Linked DNA regions of Mus musculus: region 1 is linked to region 2. The links are chromatin contacts, found by POLR2A ChIA-PET in ENCODE. All regions are on one chromosome and are shown on one strand. The core of a region is the stretch at or near the end of the contact, and the rest is flanking DNA. Distances in the headings are between cores, read along the strand shown. Region 1 holds the start of Zfp609 (zinc finger protein 609). Region 2 holds the start of Rbpms2 (RNA binding protein with multiple splicing 2).

Region 1 (6,492 bases), core at 3,022-5,521, 200 kb after region 2:
CTTAACATCATTTGGCCCTCTGGTGATAATTTGGTTTTAATAAGTGGCATTAGGAAGATCAAGAAAAAACAAAAACTGATGAAAGCAAACTGAAGAAATACAAACTTCATGGAGGAAATGATATTTGTAAAATAAAAACATGCAAATTTTTTGCATAAGGAGTTTCAGGTGTACGTAGCAGAGCAAAGTCAATTGGACCTTTGCATAAAACCAGCTGGGCATCCTCCCAGGGCACTAAAGCTTTCCACCATCAAGTCAGCAAAGCATTTTCTGTTTCCCATTTCCTTTTAATAAGCAAGTCCTAGAAGCACTGAATTACCACTATTTCCTTCCCTTTCATGGGGCAGAAAGCCAGAACTTCCAGAAGTACAATAGGGCCATGTAGGGCCATGACCAAGGCATGCTACTCAGAAAAGAACCTCTTTTCTCTATTCCATTACCTTCTCACTCACAAATCAACAATAGGCACTAAGAAATATGAAACAAAGTGCAATTTCACACATGTGAACGGAGCCTACACCACACAGGACTGAGTATTTTCTTGTCAATGTGGCATGTGATTTTTCAGCCACCTGCTCAATAATCCCTCTTCAGCTGCACAGCTGCCGCCACCGCCACACGCCTTGCTAGGCAGGTGCTTCGGTGAATTACCTGTTCTCTAGTGAAAAGAGTCCTTCACTGACACTTAGTGGACCCAGAACCTGCCAATCAGCACCGCCTATCTTCATTCTGCCTGTCACAGCCGACTTCTATCAGAGAGGTGATATGAAGGCACTACTTAACATACTGTGGGTTTTGTGTTTTGTTCATTTTTTTTCATTGCAGCATTGCTCTTTTATTTTTTAAAAAAAGGAAACTAAAAAATAAAGTAGATGTGAGAATTAAGCTGCTGAAAAGAAAACTTGCCGCACAACCAAAGGCTATCTTATCTTAGTACCTGGCAGTAGTCCCAGCCATGCTGGTTTTCCACAATGAAAATAACAATCGCTTAGCTGCCTTTGGAGCAGTGGAAGTATTAAGATGCCTGGCAAAGAAGTAGAAAGAGGAAGCGGAGTGGCAACTACTGGAGAACAAATGTCCCTGTATGTCTGTATCCTCCATGCCTGAACTCAGGCTCAAGTGTTGATAGTCAGATAATAAATAAGGAGTGGTTCTTCTGTTTAACAGAGCAGTCAGTAACTCCTCAACAAGTTAGCCTGTTCCAGGCACTTAGCTGCTAAATGCTAACTATAACACATTAATACAAGGAGCCACATCCACACACACAACATAGTCATAAGCAGTGAGGTGTCTGGTTATAAAGACTTCTCATGAGGAAATATTTCCTACCAAGAACGTGGAGGTGAAGAATTCAGTGGCTTCAGAATCACATTTACTCAAAATGCATCTAAGGGATGCTCACACTCAAAAGTCCAACTCTGAAACTACTAAAGCTAACCGAGGTAAACTTAATGTGAGGGTCTGCTTTCACTGACAACACTCAAGAAAAAAACACCAACAGCCCAAGAAGAAAAAGGCCTTAACTTCAGTTTAACTGGGGCATGCTAAGAAGCCTGGGACACACAGTTAGAAACAGCCTGGGGCACATAATGCTTTTGGTAAGGCTTAAAAACAGTTCTACTATAAAAAAAATTAAGTGTCAAAATAACCTGTTCTCTCCTATTAAAGTCCCACCATCTAAATGCCAGGCCATCATGTAAAGAAACTCAACGATATAAAGGATAATGGAGGGAGAGACCACAGTTAGCATTTCTTGTCTTGTCTTGAAAGACCTTTAACAAAAACCAAAGGGCCCCGTTCGATGATAAACTATAGAAAATGGTTAGATAGCTATTTTATACACTGCATACTGAATACAATCCCCTTTACAGTGAATCTTTTAAAAGATGTCCTTAGGGGGCTGGAGAGATGACTCATTGGTTAAGAGCACTGGCTGCTCTTCCAGAGGTCCTGAGTTCAATTCCCAGCAACCACGTGGCGGCTCACAACCATCTGTAATGGCTATACATAAAATAAGTAGTTCTTTAAAAAAAAAAAAAAAAAGACGTCTTTAAAGTCTTCCATGAAAACATCTTTTCTAGTCCTATCTATAGGTAATTGTTACATTTGTAATTACACTTGTAATACAATTACATTAGCTATAATTGATTATATATGTAATTGATGTGAGAGACTTAATGGTACCAAAATACTGCTTGGAGACTTTCATAACACAGTCAAGGACCTGATTCTTCCTATCCTTCTCTAATACCAGATCCAAAAGATTTTTAGCAGTTCCTCTCTGTGGCAAATTTCTCTCCATAATACCTGAATCATCTTCTCTCATTAAATACTGAATTATAAAAGGCAAGTTTTGTTTTCAAAACTTGTCTTGGGCAAATTGAGCAGCTTTTTGTTGTTGTTATTATTATGTAATTATTCACCAGGAAGTCACCATTTAAAAAGGGAACAGGGTGCAGGGCATAGGTGCATGCCTGTAATTGCTAGCACTGCCCAGGAATGATTTTGAGTTAGAGACCAGCCTGGGCAACTAATGAGTCCCTATTGGGGGAGGGGGCACTTGGTCCTGGACTCCCCTATCTTACTCATATACAGGCCTTTAGTGGTGTTCCTAAGAGAACAAACAAAAATAACTGCAGGAGACTCCCATTTCTATACAGAGACATTTAAATACAATGTTTTATGCAAGTACAGAACCTTCTTCACAGTCACCTTCCTCAAAGGTCTGCCACAAAGCATGAGGGTGGCGTGTCCCAGACGCTATTCCTTCACAACTTAGTTACAGGCTAACCAGAGGCAGGCACAACATGGCTGGCATCCTCTATTCTTCTGAAAAATGTGTGCCAGTGAGCCCTGCATTGTTCCTCACTCAAAAAGAAGAGCCTTTCTGTCTGGCCTCTTCCAATGGCAAGCCCCAGTCTGGAAAAGGAAGAAAATGGCACTGAGGAGCCTGGGAGATGGAGCATATCCAAAGCTCTCAGACAAGACTTGAACCTATGACCTTCACTGTGTACACAATAGGCGAGTGAGAGGGACCGGTTTATCTCTGCTGCAACAGTTCTCAGCCCTGGGGTAGCACTCCCGATAAAATGACACGACTATTGTGTGGCAGCAGAACAGTCATCTCTCACAACAGCCTAAACCAGCACTCCCTCCCCCAAGACAAAGCAGCAGGGGTGAAATTAACTCAAGGCTGCAGAGCAAAGCCTAATACAGAAAAGAGAGGCCTGTGGGGGCTTAGGGACTCTCCTCAACCCCTGGGGCTCTGGACACATGGCTGGAAACAGACAGGCTTTCTCCCCCATCTTTCCCACTCTCATTTAGGTAGGAAGCGGTTTCTGAGAGAATTTAATCATCTGTGATTTGTTCAGAAATATTCCCCCTGAAGGGCTCTGCTCTCTCCACCCTGTGTGAGCCTAATTCCTAGAAGCCGAAATGACTGTTTGCCGCTGCCTGTTTCACAAACACACATTAATTGGTCAGATGTGTCTCCTCCTCCTCAGCCCCAGAGGGAGGAAGGAGAATCTGAACCAAGCAGAGAGATGATCCAACCGTAATTACACATAAAGGGAAAAGAGGGCAGCATGGGGTTTCCAAACAGGACAGGGTCTCAAACCCTCCCGGGGATACAGGGACAGCAGTTTAAAGTCCAGGCCTAGGGATCCCTCCATCTTGAAGAAAAGGACAGGAGTAAAATGTGACCTAAGACTGGAAAGGCGCACACACCCACAACCTACTGCCTGCACGCTCCCAGCCACCTTGCTCTCCTTTCCCGGGTCGCGCACACGTCCTGCTTTCAACCCTCCGCTCCCGACGCTCCCCTGAGTCCCTAACGAGCCCCAGTCGCCCCGGGGCTCCCTCGGCAGAGCCTCCGAAAACTCTCTGGCCTGCCCCTACCACCTGGCCAAATCAGAGACTATCCCGGGCACCGCCACCCTCAGCCCGAACCGCCCGGGCCATGCTTTGAACTTCACCTCAGGCCCCCTCCCCCACCCACGCAACGACCCCGCTTTCCCCGCACACACCTTCCCCTCGCTCCGCCCCGGCCCCCCCAACCCCCACTTCCTCCGCCGGGCGCCGCTGCTCCGGCGCCCTCCGCGCCCCTCGGCGCCGGGCCTCCCCCAGAGTCGCCTCCCCCTCCCAGCCCCGGCTCCACACAAAGCTTAGACTCACCGCGCGGCCGGTCCCGGGAGCCGCCACCTCCGCCCGCCCGGGGCCCCGGGCCGCAGAGCCACCACTGCTACGCGTCCCGGGCCGCCATCTGGGCCGCGGCCCCTCCCCCTCCCCGCCCCGGCTCTCCGCCCCTCCCCGCGCCGCTCCGCCCCGCCTGGCCGGGGCCGCTGTGTCCGGGGCTGCGGGTCCCTCAGCTGCCGCCGCCGCCGCCGCCGCCGCCGCCACCGCCGCCGCCGCCGCCGCGATCCGGGACAACCAGGGCAGCCTGGAAGACCTGGACACTGGATTCTCGTGCTCTCGGATCCGGATTCCGTGCGCTATGGAGTCTGGAGCGGGCGAGTGCACGAGGAAACCCGGAACCTGGATGCAGGAGCTAAGTCCTGGGTCTCTAAATGCGCGGTAGCTGCGAGCCCTGAGAAAAGAATGCTGGAAAACCTGGCGGGCGGGTCGAAACTAAGATAAGCTCAGAAGACCGGGCTGGACAGTTTGAACCCAATGCTCTCTCCTCGTGCAGATTCCTGGCTGGATAAGACTTCTCACCGAAAAGTCTCTGGAGAAGCGTTAGCTCTTAAATACAGATGTTTTCTATCGTGGAAAGAGGAAAGATCATGGGATCTGAACATGAACCTTTCTACAAAGAACAGAAGACAAGTGCACAGCTCTTAACTGTCTCATCCATTTTGCCGCTTAGTTCGGCAAACTATTTTAAGTAAAGAATTTAGGGTGGGGGTTGGGGGGGACAGGACACGTGTCGTGGCGCACGTTTGCAGGTCAGCCGACAATTTGCAGGAGTCGTTCCCTCCACCATTTGGTTTTAGGGATCAAACTTAGATCCTTAGGCTTAGCAGCGCGCATCTTTACCCACTGAGCCATCTCACTGGCCCTCAAACTCCTTTTTTATTCAATGTCTTCAGTTTTTCTTTGATTATCGTTTGTTTTCCTCTAGAGTACCTGTGTCCCTTTCCACCTCAACATCCAGTATCACTAAATCTTACTGCTTTTTAACCTTGAGCCCGTTTCTGCACTCCATCTCACCATTCTGTCACTATAGATTGTGACTTTTAAATCTGTTACCTATCTTAAGGTTGCCCAGCACACCATCTACACAGCAGACATTCTGTTCTTGTGAAATTGAGCCCTCCCACCAGTTGCTTACGAAACTGCTTCATGACCTAAGACTTCCACCTCCTACCATAGCAAACCAATGTTTATCCAATTCTCAAGAACCCCCATCATGCCCTTCCTGTGTCTGAGACCATTTTATTCAGCTATGCAGTTACCTTTATTCTCTTATCCTAAGGGCACTCTTCACTGGTGCCATTCACAGTAGCATGTGACTTAGAGATCGAGTGAGTCATAACTTTGCTATCTTCACAGAAAGAAAAGGAGGGTGGGAGAGCTGACAGCTTAAAGATGAACGCTAAGCCCAAGCCCATCTAGTCTAGGAAAAAGTAATTCCCTCTTGGTCCATAGATAGTTTTATTGGATAGTAAAGGGACAGAACTGATGACTCAGAGTGGCGGCCAACTTACCAATCTATACTCTATATTACAAAATGAGGGCTTAAACAGAAAGGAAAAACAGGGTTTAGTGTTCCATATCTCTGTGATTTAATGAAGGGTTAAACATTGTAGCACTAGACTAAAACAGTTAGGGGACAAGGAAACAGTTCTACTTAGCTTTTAATCACAGTTAGCTGACTCTGACTAAAGACAAGGATCTAATGTATAAGACAGTAAGAGAATCTCAAGTTTTGACTTCTTGTATCTCGAGAGCAAGAATTGGCAAACTAGTAGCCCAAAGAACAAATCAGATTCACTACCACGTTTTGGTAAATCCTGTAAGTTAAAAACTAATTTTTACATTTTAACAATATTTAAATAAAAGAAGATATTTTACAACACAAAAGTTATAAGAATCTGGTGTGGTGGTACAGACTCCAGCACTTGGGAGCTTGACGCTAGAGATCTAAAACTTAAGGCTAGGCCTGGGCTTGAACTGGGTTACACAGACTGTCTCAAAAAAGTGTCTACAAACAGTTTCCCTGGCTGTAGCCAAGCTTTCTTGCTCACATTATCTATGGGTGTATTTGCAGTACCACAGCACAGCTGAATGGTTTATAAAACCAAAGCCATTTGCTGTCTGACCCTTATGGAATTGGAATGACTTTGCTAACCCCTGCCCCCTGCTGTTCAGAAGTCTCTAGCCACATATGAGCTACTAGGGCACTCAAGGTAGGATGACTGAAGAACTGAGTCTTTACTTAAATTTTAATTCTTTTTTTTTTTTTTTTTTTTTTTTTTTTTTTTTGGTTTTTCG
Region 2 (6,734 bases), core at 1,137-3,636:
ATTCCCAGCAACCACATGGTGGCTCACAACCATCTGTAATGGGATCTGATGCCCACTTCTGGTGTGTCTAAAGACAGGTATAGTATACTCATAAAAAAAATAAATTTAAAAAAGAAAAGTTCAAATCAACCCTATAGGGGTTACCTAAGTTTAGAAAACTGACTGGGTTTCTCCCCTGGAAAAGCTACAGCAGACGACTTCTTCTTCTTCTTTCTTCTTCTTCTTCTTCTTCTTCTTCTTCTTCTTCTTCTTCTTCTTCTTCTTCTTCTTCTTCTTCTTCTTCTCCTTCTCCTTCTCCTTCTCCTTCTCCTTCTCCTTCTCCTTCTCCTTCTCCTTCTCCTTCTCCTTCTTCTTCTTCAGATTTATTTATTGGAAGAGCAGTCAGTGCTCTTAACCACTGAGCCATCTCTCCAGCCCTACAGCAGACTTCTACAGCAGGATCCTAAAAGGAGGGAAGGAGGGAGGGAGAAGGGGGAATTCCTCTTTGGCAAAGGAAGAAGACTTCGCGAGACTTATAGGAAGATTTGCAGGAGGGGAAAGTGTGGTAGAGGTATCTGAGGACGCACAAGATTGAAAACACCTGGAGATGCTGGAAGCTGGAAGAACCTTAAAACTCTGGGAAAGTGTAGCACCTAACCTCGGATTATCAGTGCCTGACTCTTGCAGAAAGCAGGGCCTGACCCAAGCATTAGCACTAGTGTGTGTAGTGGCAATTCTGTGTTACCAATAAATAAGTATAGTCAAGTACACAGGCCCGGGTCACAGTAGGGGTTCAACAATTACTTCCCAAATGGGTGAACATATCATTGGCAAAACCTCCATTTACTTATCCGTGAGATGACAAGTTATCAGGGAGTCACAGCACAGCTCTCACGCATGATGGAGCTAACTCTATTTGGCAGGTCCGCACAGGGAAGTCCCCAGGGACTAAGCCAATGCCCAAGGTCAAGGTTCCTAACTGGTAAGGGGGCTGCAAACCAAGACTTTTTTTCACCTGGACCGCCTCTGAGCGCGGCCTCACGCCCCGAATCCCGCTACCAAGACTTAAGTTCCGTGCTTTGAGTCGGGGCAGTAGATCCCACCGGGAGACACCTGAGCCGAGCCCAATCCGCTCTCCTCTCAGCTATGGCTGCTCAAGGATTATCGGGGACTGCGGCTGGGATGTCTCAGTGCACATAAAGGAACCCATGGGCAGGGGCGCACGAAAGAACCCCAGTGCTCTGGCGGCTCCGCAGGGCAGTCAGGGCCGCTACTCTTCCAGTGCGACTTCAGGTAGGTGCCGGTTTTTTACAGGCTGCTGGCAGGAGACGTCCTGGTCAGCATTTATTCGGCCTGGGGGAAAATCCGGCCCTGAGGCCGCCCCCCCCCCCCCCCCCCGCCACCACTGGGTGGGAGTCTAGGCGACCCCGCCCTAGGCGTCAGCCGGCTCTTCCCTCCCCCACCCTGGGGTTCGGAATTGGAGCGGAAAAAGAACGAGCCGTGAGAAGTCTTAAAAGCGGGGTGGAGGTAACGAACGGAACCTTCTAGGTTAGTCGAGGTACCCCCCCTTCCTGAAGTTAAAAAGGATTGGGCTTCCTTCACCTCCTCTTTTGAGGTGACGGAGGTTGTGAGAGTGAGGAAAGAATTTGTATTCTAATCCCCACCAACTGGGCTGGAATCCTCTGGCCAGATAGGGGAAGTGATTTCCTCAAGGTCACTCAGCCAAAAAAAAAAAAAAAAAAAAAACTCTCGGTGACTTGCTCAAGATCAGGTGTTTGCCGCCCTACCCCTTCCTCGCCTTCACCCCCAAAACCCGGTCCCCGGCTGCTTCGCGCGAAGAGAACCGCTGGCCCGGACCCGACAGGAATTCGGGGCGAACGATGTGCTCGCGACAGCCTACACCTCCACATCTGGGCATGAAACCGGGAGCCCCGCTGCCGCCGCCGCCGCCCTCGCCCTGGCTGGGGATGCAACGTGCGGGTCACCTCAAGCTCCACCCAAGCCCGCGCGGCTCCTTTAAGAAAAGTTCTCTGAGAGAGTTCATCAAAGTTTAAAAAACTTGTCTGGGAGAAGGGAACGGTGGGGTGCAAGGGAGCCGAGTCGGGGAGAGAAAGGGAGAAGGGGGTGGGGGTCGACCAAGGAAGCGGAGTCGGGAAAACGCCGGAGCCAAGGAAGGCAGAAAGGCCGGAGCGTCGCGGCCCGGGCCGGGGCTGGGGACCGGGCCGGGGCCGGGGCGAGCCCGCACTGGGCTGCGGGGATTGGCTGCGCGTTCCCCCGGAGACCGCGCGCGGGGCGGGGGCGGGGCGGGGGAGGGGCGGGCCGGGCCCCAGCTGAGGCCGGTTCCGGCGCCCGCCCCCTCCTCCGGCGCCCGCCCCCCGCCGCCGCGAGCGCACTCGCGGGCCGCCCTGAAAAGCCGGAGGCGGTGGCCGCACGGGCTCCGCTCCCTCGGGTTCCCGGTGCCTTGCCCCTCCGGCCGCCTCCCGCACCCGCCAAACTTAATGTGATCCCCCCCCCCTTTCCTTTCTCCGTAGCCTGACGCGGCAGCAGCCGCTTTCCTCACCAGCTCGCACTCTCCTCGGGGGCGCACGGCTCGCCGTGCCCCTGCCCACCACGGGACAGAGCGTCCCGCTTCCCTCTCCGCGTCCCCCCTCACCATGAGCAACCTGAAGCCGGACGTCGAGCACTGCACGGGCGCGGGCACCGGCAGCCCGCTGGAGGAGGAGGTGGGTGTGCGGCCGCGGGAGCCGGCGCGCGTGAGGTGCACGCGGGGCCGCGGGCGGCGCGAGGTCCTGCGGGCCACCGCTCCTGGCGCCTTCCCTCCGCTGCCCTTCGCCCTGGGGAGGAGCAGCCCATGTCCAGCGGGCGGAGGCGTGCGGCCTGAACTAGCCCGGCGGGGCCGGCATTGTCTCCCCGCCCTCCGGGGCTCGAGGAGGGCGCGCGTCCCCGTGGTGGGCTCGGGGCGCCGCGGAGGTCCTACTCCCGCTGCCCTCCTTCCCCAAGCCCGGTGGGGCTTACGCTTCGCCTGAGGCGCGCCTCCTGGGTGGCCTGGACCTCCGCCCCGACTGTAAGGAGCTGAGAGGGATTATCCCGGTGGGTGCGGGAAGCTGGCTCACCCTCCAGCCTTTCCACCTCGCCCCCTCCCCGTGACCTTGGAGGCCTGGCCGGCTGCCCTGCGCTTAGGTTAGAGCTGTGGTCTCAGTGGGCAGGCGGGCTTTTCGCCCTGTCTCAGAACTTGGGCTTCTTCAGAGAGTTGAGCCGGCAATTTAATTAAAGTCGGAAAAGAGAGAAGTTAGAAGCCTTGAGTATCCCCTGTTCTCGCCCTTTGACCTAGTAGCCAAGCCAGTACCCCACACTGGCCAGGGTGGGATCTTCCAAGGAGAGGTGACATAATCTTGTCCAGCTGCCCTATGCAGAAAAAGAGGTTATGAGACCGCGTCAAGGAATCATCACTGCTCGTGGTTTTATCGCCTGGTGAGGACGACGTACTTGTGGGGGATAAAAAACCTTTAAGGTAACTTCGAGTGGAAACTAGGCAGGCCGGCTCAACTACTATGGGTTCTAGGCTCCTAGGGAGCTCTTTAACGTATGCTGTGTCACTCCAGGGCTGAGAGACCCTTCCTGCCCCGCCCTGGCATACTTTTGCCCAGGAAACCAAGGGCCAGTTATCCAGCCCTAGGGCCCTTCCCCTTGGTCTGGGGTAGAAACCGCAGAGGCCCTGATGTTTCTTACTGGTTGTGCTAATGAGTTGGTGCAGAATGACCCACTGTTGGGCTGGGCCAGCAAGAGGCCTGCTACCAGCTTCAGTGCACCAGTGGCATGACATCTTGAGACATCTTGATAATCTAGGTTTGGATCCTGGAACAAGGAGGCAGGGAATTATATGCAATGATTCACTCAAACGATGGAAAATGGAAGGGGGGAGACCGCTCCTGAGGTCTCTACTAGTAGCTCTGGAGTGAGTGGTAGCTGGTCTTGGTTACTGTTGGCTTTGTCCTCTTTGAACCTTTGGGGCCCTTCACCCCATCCTGATCTAAATGGTTTTTAGAGTCTCCTCTGAGAGTTGGAAGTGAGGAGTGTGTTGTTTGCTGTTGTGTCTGTGATCTCTGCTTGTTTCCCCACCCCCTTGTGCTGAAATTTCGGGGAGGGCAAGTGCTTCCTGAAGCTGTTCCAGGACCCCCAAATTATGCATCTTTTAAAAGGTTGGCCCTCAGCAGGGACTTCACACTTAATGAAAGGCTGACCAGATCCTCAGACCTGTTCTGTTCTGTCTGGGGAAGGGAACTAGCCATATGGTCACAGGGAAGAGTTGGAAAAAGTGTGTGGGGCCTGGCTACTTTTAAAAATTGTCTTTCTGGGAGAGAGGGCAGGGTATTCAAAAAGTAGAGCCACTGCTCTTTCCCCTAAGGACTGGTGATAGGCCTTGGTGATTCAGAGAGTTCTGAGTGGTACCCGTAGAGGGACATGGGCTTAAATTTAGTATTTAGCAAGAGTTCTAAGCAGTAGGTCCTTATTTGGGTAGCATGTACACTAAAATAAAAATACAAGATAGATTAGCATGGGCTCTGTTAAAGGTGACACAAAAACTTATGAGGCATTTCGTACTGAAAGATAAAATAGAACTGGTAAAATAACTAACCGGGTATTTGCTACTAAGCTTGACTGTCTGATCTGTGGAATCCACATGGGGGGGGGGGGAAGGGAGAGGGAGAGGACTAATTCTTGGAAGTTGTCCTCTAGCCCCCACAGTGCACCCTGGCACTCATTTACCACGACGACCACATAAAAACAAATTAAAATGTAGTTGAAAGTGGAAAACTGAGGGCATGGGGATCTCCCCATGTCTGCTCTTGTCTGGTGGGAATAGGAGTCGTCGCTTCCCTTAACAGTGTTTTGATCAATAGCCCAAGAACTCTCAGCTCCGTTTCTTTCTGGTTGCTTAGCTGGAGCTTCTCTCCTTTAGTTTAGGTGGTCTCAGGCAGTCAGTTTTACAATCCCTAAGCACCGTCATCCAGAAAATACTGTTAACATTGTTGATTTACTGCTGTGACTGAAACTGGCCCTTCCCAATCATCTATTGATTAGCTATAACAGGCCTAGAGAAGTAAAGGCTACAGTATACCTTTAACACCTCAATTCCTAAGAATACCAGGTTGCAGGAGAGATGTATTTTCTAAGTTCTAGGAGGAATGAATCCCTGCATCAACTTGAACTGCTTTGTATAATCAGGTTTCCTTGCTTGCCTCCTGCTCTCCCCAGGAGGGTTCGTCCTATATTATGAATCTCAGGTTCCTTCTCTGGAACATAGATGAAAGGATTGCAGGCCGGGGTGGGGAGTGAGGAGGACTTGCTGGGTAGTGGTGGTTGTGTCTACCATAGTGACACTAGGAAGTTAGAGGTTAGCTCTCCCTGAGATGAGGGTGAGTACAGTAGGAGGTTGTTAGTGTGGAAAAGTTGTTTCAAAATGTATGGCAGACATCAAAGGGTGAGTCCCCAGACAGAGGCAGAAGGATCCTAGGTTCAAGGCTAGCTTGGCTCCATAGAGTGAGGCCTTGTTTCAAAAGCTTTGCTTTTGAAGGGAACAGGGTTGTTGTGGATTATGGGGCCTCTTTTATTTGGATAGCTACTGGTAGTTTGCTATATGGAGAAATAACAAAAGCCAAAGCCACGTTATGAAAGGCCCATAAGAAAGAGCATGTGAAGTTGGGAGGAAATTGCCATTTTCTTGCACTTGAAGGAAGACAGTGGAAATTAAGGGAAAAGCGGAAGTTCTTGTTTGGTTGAAGGCTATACCCTCCTCCAGGTGGGTCTTGATGGAGCACCAGATGATTTAACATAGACCCTGAAAATCCTGCTTAGATTCTAGTGATTCTCCCAGGGGGGAGGCAGTGTCTCTGGAGAGCAGTGTGTGTGGTATTTATTTATTGAGAGGGTCTTGCTACAGGCATAGGCTGACTTGGATTGCAAGCCTGTCTTGAAACTATGTAGTTTAGTTACTATGACTTCAAATTCTTGATCCTTCTGCCTCAGCCTTCTGAACATTGACTTTATTGTATTCTTGGGATTACAGATGTGTGCTACTATTCAATGTTACTTAAAGCTACTTTATTGCAGTATGATTGACACTGATAAAGCTACATTTTTTCAACATGTAATTTGATGAGTTTGGACACTTTGGCTGTAGTTACTTTTTGTATTTGTTTTGGTTTTGGTTCTAAGGATTAATCCCCAAGCCATCACTGATGCTAACTAAGCAAGCAAGAGGTCTGTCACTGAGCTGAATCCCAGCACCTACAGTAATTTTCTTTTTAGAGCCCTAGCTGGCCTAGAACTTGGCCAGCCTCAGCTTCCCAGGTGCTGGGATTAACTCCTACAGTAATTTTTAAATTAGGAAGCATCCTAAAGTCATTAAAATGTGGTATTTGGATCCCCGAGTATGTTTCTAAGACAGAAAGAAGCTAGTTATTTAGTTAGTTTTTAAGATAGAGCCTCACTACCTAGCCCAGGATGACCTGAAACGTAACAAAGTTCCTCTTCCTTCTGCTTTCCTGATGCTGGGATTAAAAGCATGTGCCATCATTCCCAGCTTGTAAAGAAGTTTTCTGTTAACCTAATTGTAAAGTGTAGAAAGTCAGAAGTAATGGTAGCCAAGGTATCTACATTTGGACCTATGACTGTTATCTTTCCTTCCCATAATGGCACCTCTGAGAAGTTAATAGCTTAACTCTCCTCTCTGAGGTGTGGATAAGTAGGATGAT

What was found. ChIA-PET counts read pairs that join two places held with the same protein, here RNA polymerase II (POLR2A).
Region 1: POLR2A ChIA-PET joins it to region 2 with 11 read pairs in Patski. The contact joins the promoter of Zfp609 here to the promoter of Rbpms2 in region 2. POLR2A ChIA-PET finds 5 or more read pairs at or near these places in 2 of 5 experiments (Patski and embryonic stem cell).

The regions. Positions count from the first base shown.
Region 1 is chr9:65,823,293-65,829,784 of GRCm38, forward strand. Zfp609 (zinc finger protein 609) reads right to left here and starts at 4,272. Exons shown (of 10, transcript NM_172536.3): 1 at 4,174-4,272. Trip4 (thyroid hormone receptor interactor 4) reads right to left here. Exons shown (of 14, transcript NM_001357872.1): 14 at 5,635-6,492.
Region 2 is chr9:65,628,196-65,634,929 of GRCm38, forward strand. Rbpms2 (RNA binding protein with multiple splicing 2) reads left to right here and starts at 2,387. Exons shown (of 8, transcript NM_028030.3): 1 at 2,387-2,702. The coding sequence starts at 2,634.